Regions from separate parts of the Homo sapiens genome. Here region 1 is linked to region 2. The links are chromatin loops, found by intact Hi-C in ENCODE. Cell type or tissue: heart right ventricle. All regions are shown on one strand. Each heading gives the region's core, and the rest is flanking DNA. Links, peaks and the distances in the headings are about the cores only. Region 1 overlaps LOC107985239 (a long non-coding RNA gene). Region 2 overlaps GS1-204I12.4 (a long non-coding RNA gene).

Region 1 (2,918 bases), core at 170-2,669, 170 kb before region 2:
TTCTTGTAACAAAAGGAGCCTCAGCCACAGGGAAGCTGAGTATCCTGTCATATGGCTGTTGCTGTTTAAGTCATTTGCTGTGAGCAGAGTCACAAGGCAACACTGGGAACAACAGGCCTAACGCATGTCAACTCAGTGATTTTCAAACTAATACCTAATAGGAGGGATAGGAATCCCAACTTCTCATTTCTAGCCCAGTACTATTTCTGTGTTCTTGAGAAAGCTTAAGGCTGACTGTGACACTTCTGAGGCTATACCATCTGGTTGTCTCTCAGCTCTGTGGATTTTGAAACATGAGGAAAGAAAGAGGGAGTGGTAGCTTTCTCTGCCTCTGTAAACCTCATTAAAGTGATGTTTTTTGTTCCTATTGTCATTGGGGAAGGCAGTGATACTGCCAAGTAAGGAGTGGTTGATGCTTCAGATGAAATGGATGTTTGTGTTAAGAGTCTTTGTGTTAGATTGCCTTCTCGGCATCCCAGCTCTCAGCAACTCTCTTCCAGTTGTCACCTGATACATGTGGTTGAACAGCTTCTATTCCCTGTGCTCTTGTCTGTGACTAACCAGTGCTTCTCTTGTGGGATTAGTCTTCAGGATCACAGGACAGCTTGGCTTCTTCCTTCCTCAAGCAATGTGCTATTAATGCCAACCATGGGAACTTGGTGTAATGCAATACAGATACTTGAAATTGCTGAGTCACTTCACAGTGATGGTCATGTCTGTGAATGTGAGTGAGCCAAATAATGTGGAAGAAGAATGGTCTTTCAGGACATCACTAGACTTCTTAGACACTCTATTCTTTCCCACATTTAAATGTTTTCCCACATGTTAAATGTTTTGCCTTATGATGAATTCAGGTTAGGAATTTTCTGATACTAAGGGTTGAGAAAAGCAAATGAGCTATTACTCATGAGATCATATTTGTGAAAATGACTTAGATCAAATGAATTGCCCTTAAATCCTTTCTTGCTATGTAGATTCTTTTATTATTTTCTGTTCCAGCATTGTCCATAATTTGAAAGGTAAACCTAGTTGTTGAGTACTTTCAGATGGATATGCTATCAATGTAAGCCAGTGACAAACTGTCTGAGCCTGTTTAGACCTTGTCCCACAACGAAGTCTCCCAGGCTGAGAGAAGCTCTGATGCCCATGGCAAGCAGACAGCACGAACTGCTGGAGAGGGGAGCTGCTGACTCCCTCATCTTAATGGTTTATCCTTGGTTACTCTTTTTCTAAAAAGTAGAATCCTAGACTTATTTATTCATTTACTTTTACTTTTTTGAGACAGGGTCTCGCTGTTGCCCAGGCTGGAGAGCAGTGGTGTGATCTTGGCTTACTGCAACCTCCGCCTCCTAGGCTCAAGTCATACTCCCACCTCAGCCTCCCAAGTAGCTGGGACTACAGATGTGTGCCACCATGCCTGGCTGATTTTTTAATTTTTTGTAGAGATAGGGTTTTGCCATGTTGTCCAGGCTGGTCTCAAACTCCCGGGCCTCACAAAGTGCTGGGGTTACAGGTGTTCGCCACCATCCCTGGCCTGAGAATCCTAGATTTAAATCCCAGGTGTCTAGAAAAACTTATTCTTTCAAAATATAGTCCCCAATCCAGTTACTATGTGCCAGGCCCTGTGCTAATGTAGCTGTGATTACAGTCATGAACAAAATGGCTTTGTCCTCGTGGGGCTTAAGGTCTACAACAGCCCTGTCCAGTAGAAATATAATGGGAGTGCATATTATAACTTAAAATGTTCTAGAAATACATTTTTAAAAGCGAAAAGAAGCAGGTAAAATTAATTTTAATAACATATTTTATTTAACAATATAGCTAAAGTATTATGACATGTAATCAGTGTAAAAGTTATTGAGATAGTTTACATTCTTTTTATTGTACTAAGTCTTCAAAATTTTGTATGTGTTTTGCACTTATAATACATCTCAGTTTGGATTCGCTACATGTTAAGTGCTCAACAGTGTCATGTGGCTCGTGCCTACTGTACTGGGAGGTGTGGTTTACCAACATCCTACATGTAATTCCACAAGTCAATATTTAGATCCGGATGTTCAATCTTTTGGCTTCCCTGGGCCACACTGGGAGAATAAGAATTGTCTTGGGCCATACATAAAATACACTAATGATAGCTAGTGAGCAAAAAAACAAAAAAAAGAAAAAAAACCACCTCATAATGTTTAAACAAAGTTCACAAATTTGTGTTAGGCCGCATTCAAAGCCATCCTGGGCCGTGGGTTGGACAAGCTTGATTTAGGTTATAATGGTAATACGTGCTATCAGAGAAATGGAAACTGGCGTAATAAGCAATTAGGAAGGGTTTTGGGGATACTGACAGTGAAACTTGAGGGATGAGTTGGAGTGAGGCAGGAATGAAGGAAAGTAAGAACTGTCCAGGCAAAGGGAACAGCTTTTGTGAAGTCCTTGGGTTGAAAACGAGTGAAAAGGAGGCTGGTATGCTGACCTTTGTGAGAATGGATGAACAGCTCACATTCTTCTGTGAGCAGAAGAATGATGGTACTAAGAACAGAAAGAGAGAAATCATCCAGAATAAATCTGGTTTTAGAGGAAAGATAACTTTGATTTTAATATGGCTTTCAGGCACAAAAGATATAGGAAAATGGGAGGGAGGAAGGGCTGGAGATGTAGTTTTCAGGGTTGATGGAGCTGGCAAGTTAAATCTTTTAACATCTTTATGTCTGAATTTATCTTCAAGGGTCACTCATTAGGTGGGCTGGAAACCACTATGGGAAAGAGATGGGAGAGTCAAATAGATCAGGAGAGGAGGAGAGAGATGGAGAACATAAACCGTGTGCTAGAGAAGGTGACAGGTCATGAGGAAGAGATTAAACTCAGTGATGAAATCTTGGGGCCAACAGGAAAAGGAAGGGAAGTTTAAGACTAAGTGGTCAGAG
Region 2 (2,918 bases), core at 246-2,745:
TTAAATGAGCTAATATAAGCATTTTTTGGATGTCATAAAGTATTGTGAAAAGTATGGGGTTATGGTTATAACTATCAAAAGTAGAAGTCTAACTGATTATAAAAATACCAATAATGATTATTATTTATTGAAGGTTTGTTTTGTGCTGGCCCTATTCTAAATTCTTTACATATGTGATCTTATAATTCTTATAGTAATCCTATAGGGGAGGTTTTTACAGAGAAGGAAACTAAGGCTTGACAAGGTTGAACAATTCATAAGCAATAGAGCCAGAAATCAGAAGTCATACTTTGCTGACTACAAGCCTGGGCTTATAATCACTACTTTTCCAATCAATCTTTTATTTTCATTTTTTTTTTCTTTTTTTATAGATAGGTCTTACCTATGTTGCCCAGGCTGGTCTTGAACACTTGAGCTCAAGTGATTTTCCCACCACGGCTTCCTAAGTTGAATCAATCTTTTCAAAATGCTTGTTTTTTACTTTAAAGTTTAGGCAACTGACAAGAAATTATCAACACATCATCATTGCAGAATTACTAGGCTGAAGTTTCTCATGTTCCTTCTATCAGAACTAGGAATCTACAGATAGAAAATGTGATCCCTTTTTTTTTCTTATATATGAACACGAGCTATTATTGTTGACTACAAATAAAATATGCTCTGAGTTTTGTTGTCAAAATATGACTTGAGGAATAGTTTAATATGAAATTCATTTCTTTTTTTAGGGAGGCAAAACCACACAGTCTTTCAAATTATGTTCTCTATTATTTTGTCCTTTATTGACAAAACTGTTTAAGAAGAATAGAGCACAGAAACGCTGGAACACTGTTCCTCACCTCCTACTCTGACATCTAAAGATCCATCTTCCCTTGAAGAATGAATAAAGAGGACATAGTTTGTCACTTTCAGGTCCAAGAGATACTGAGAAAACTAAAATAGGGGCAGCTGTGTTTCCATAATGTTGTTGAGTATTCAAAAGGGCTATATAAATTGAGCTTTTACTTCAATAGTGTTGAAGTTTTAAAAAGGGGTGGACTATAATTAGTTATACATACACCATATTAGAAACCCTGAGTTGGTCTAATTATTAACAGGGTTAAATCAAACCCAGTGTCTGTATTTGTTGATGGAAACCTTGCTGCATCTCTGGGATATAATCTCAGTGGCTTTCATCCCATCTTTCTCTAAATGGGTGTCAGTGCCCTAGCAATGACCTTGGGTACTGGAATAGACTCAGGTCTCCCCACGCATGGTTTTGCTGCCAGGCAGTAGATGGCAGAATTGAGCTTGACTTTTATGGTTGCCTTTCTTCTCACTTGCCTCCATTGGTGAAGTTGAAGTACTCTTAAGCTACTTGTTAAAATAGCTTTTTTTAAAAAAAAAAATCACAAATAATTCTATGTGTCTGTTTTATTCCATTTGAATCTCATACATTGCCTACCGTATAATGCTTTTTTAAAGAAAAAGCTTATTGGAACTATAGTTGATTTCTTCCTCTTGTTCCAAGGTTTTCTAATCTCAAAAGGACATCACCCTCATTTTAATACTTTTTTTACCTCTGTTTTCTTTTATCCAATGTTATTAAAGCTTTCTTCTATCCTCTTCCCCATCATTTAAAAAAATTTAAAAATCAACACTAGATTTTTTATTTTATGTCCTTCAAATTATTCAGACAATTCTACTCGTCTTAAGACTGTAATAAAAATTCCTATCTCCACAGTGTGGGAGAATTGTCAAAGAAGGCAGGATCCTCTTCTGATGTAGTAGGTTGGTGCAAAAGTAATTGCGGTGTTTGCTATTTCAATGGCAACAAGGCACAATTACTTTTGCACCGACCTAATAAATGTGGGCTTTGATAAAGCTACTGTCACATACAACTTGAAATCATGAAGAGGCCCTCAGGACAAAATCTAGGAGTTGATTGAGAAAGAACAAATGGAAAGTTTGTGAAAGCAGAAATCTTCAAGTAGGATATTTTGTTTAAAGATGGGAGTGTTATGGGAAAAGGCAGAAGCCATTTGACTCAACCCTATTACTGAAGGCTGAAAAGAACATATATTTTTTAAAAATCTACCATTGAAGTAGTTTAGGAAAAATGTCTGTGAGCTGCAAACCCCCAAAGGAAAAGAACTAACTGAGAGGAATACCTCTGGAAGAACATGTTGAGATGACTAGGGTACAAATTGGGCCTGAAATTCAATGTTTATTCTGGAGAGACTAGATAAACACTTAGTACTTTAGCAGTAGTAGAACTAAAAGAAGGTACTTAAATTGGCTTAGGGTAGAAGTAGATTGCAAGAGCTCAGCCTTGAATAAATTAAATTAGTCAATTGTTTTACTTACTTATACATAATATGTACCCTGTATTTCTTCATGCTAATAGATAATATGATTTTTGCAATTTATCTGCCCTATGAAACATTTTATGGAAGACCTCAGGTAGGAAGGTTATTTAAGAGGAAAAAAAAGCAAAAGGGACAGATATCAAGGTGGAGATAGCCAAAAAACTAGAGAGCCTTTCCTGTGAGACTGCCCAAGACTTATTTCTTCTTTTTTTTTGCCTTCCCTTCCCTTCCTTTCCCTTCCATTCCCTTCCCTTCCCTTCCCTTCCTTTCCTGTCCTTTCCCTTCCCTTCCCTTCCTGTCACTTCCCGTCCCTTCCCTTCCCATCCCTTCCCTTCCTCTTTCAAGACAGAACAGAGTCTTATTCTGTTACCCAGGCTGGAGTGCAGTGGCATGATCTCAGCTCACTGTAACCTCCACCTCCTGGGTTCACGTGCTTCTCCTGCCTCAGCCCCCTGGGTAGCTGGGGTTACAGGTGTGCACCACCACACTCAGTTAATTTTTTGTATTTTTTGTAGAGACAGGGTTTTACCATGTTGGCCAGGCTGGTCTTAAACTCCTGACCTCAAGTGATCA

Evidence for each region. A loop is a pair of places that touch in the nucleus more often than their neighbours do. Peaks named below come from ENCODE experiments on the same cell type or tissue, not always from the same donor. Only the 100,000 strongest peaks of a DNase experiment are listed, where the experiment ranks them.
Region 1: it touches region 2 in a loop (2.1-fold over the local background); 4 of 110 quality-filtered maps call a loop at or near these places.

What each region holds. Positions count from the first base shown.
Region 1 is chr1:185,483,665-185,486,582 of GRCh38, forward strand. All of the region lies in intron 1 of LOC107985239 (a long non-coding RNA gene), which reads left to right. Among named protein-coding and RNA genes, the nearest start is that of LINC01350, 140 kb to the right of the region's middle. In heart right ventricle, for the core only: no CTCF peak of the experiment used is centred there; no DNase peak of the experiment used is centred there; H3K27ac peaks cover 1,096 bases.
Region 2 is chr1:185,651,291-185,654,208 of GRCh38, forward strand. All of the region lies in intron 1 of GS1-204I12.4 (a long non-coding RNA gene), which reads left to right. The region is part of intron 1 of LOC107985239 (a long non-coding RNA gene); the gene reads left to right. Among named protein-coding and RNA genes, the nearest start is that of GS1-204I12.4, 6.2 kb to the left of the region's middle. In heart right ventricle, for the core only: CTCF peaks have their summits at 1,251 (motif pointing right) and 1,455; no DNase peak of the experiment used is centred there; H3K27ac peaks cover 690 bases.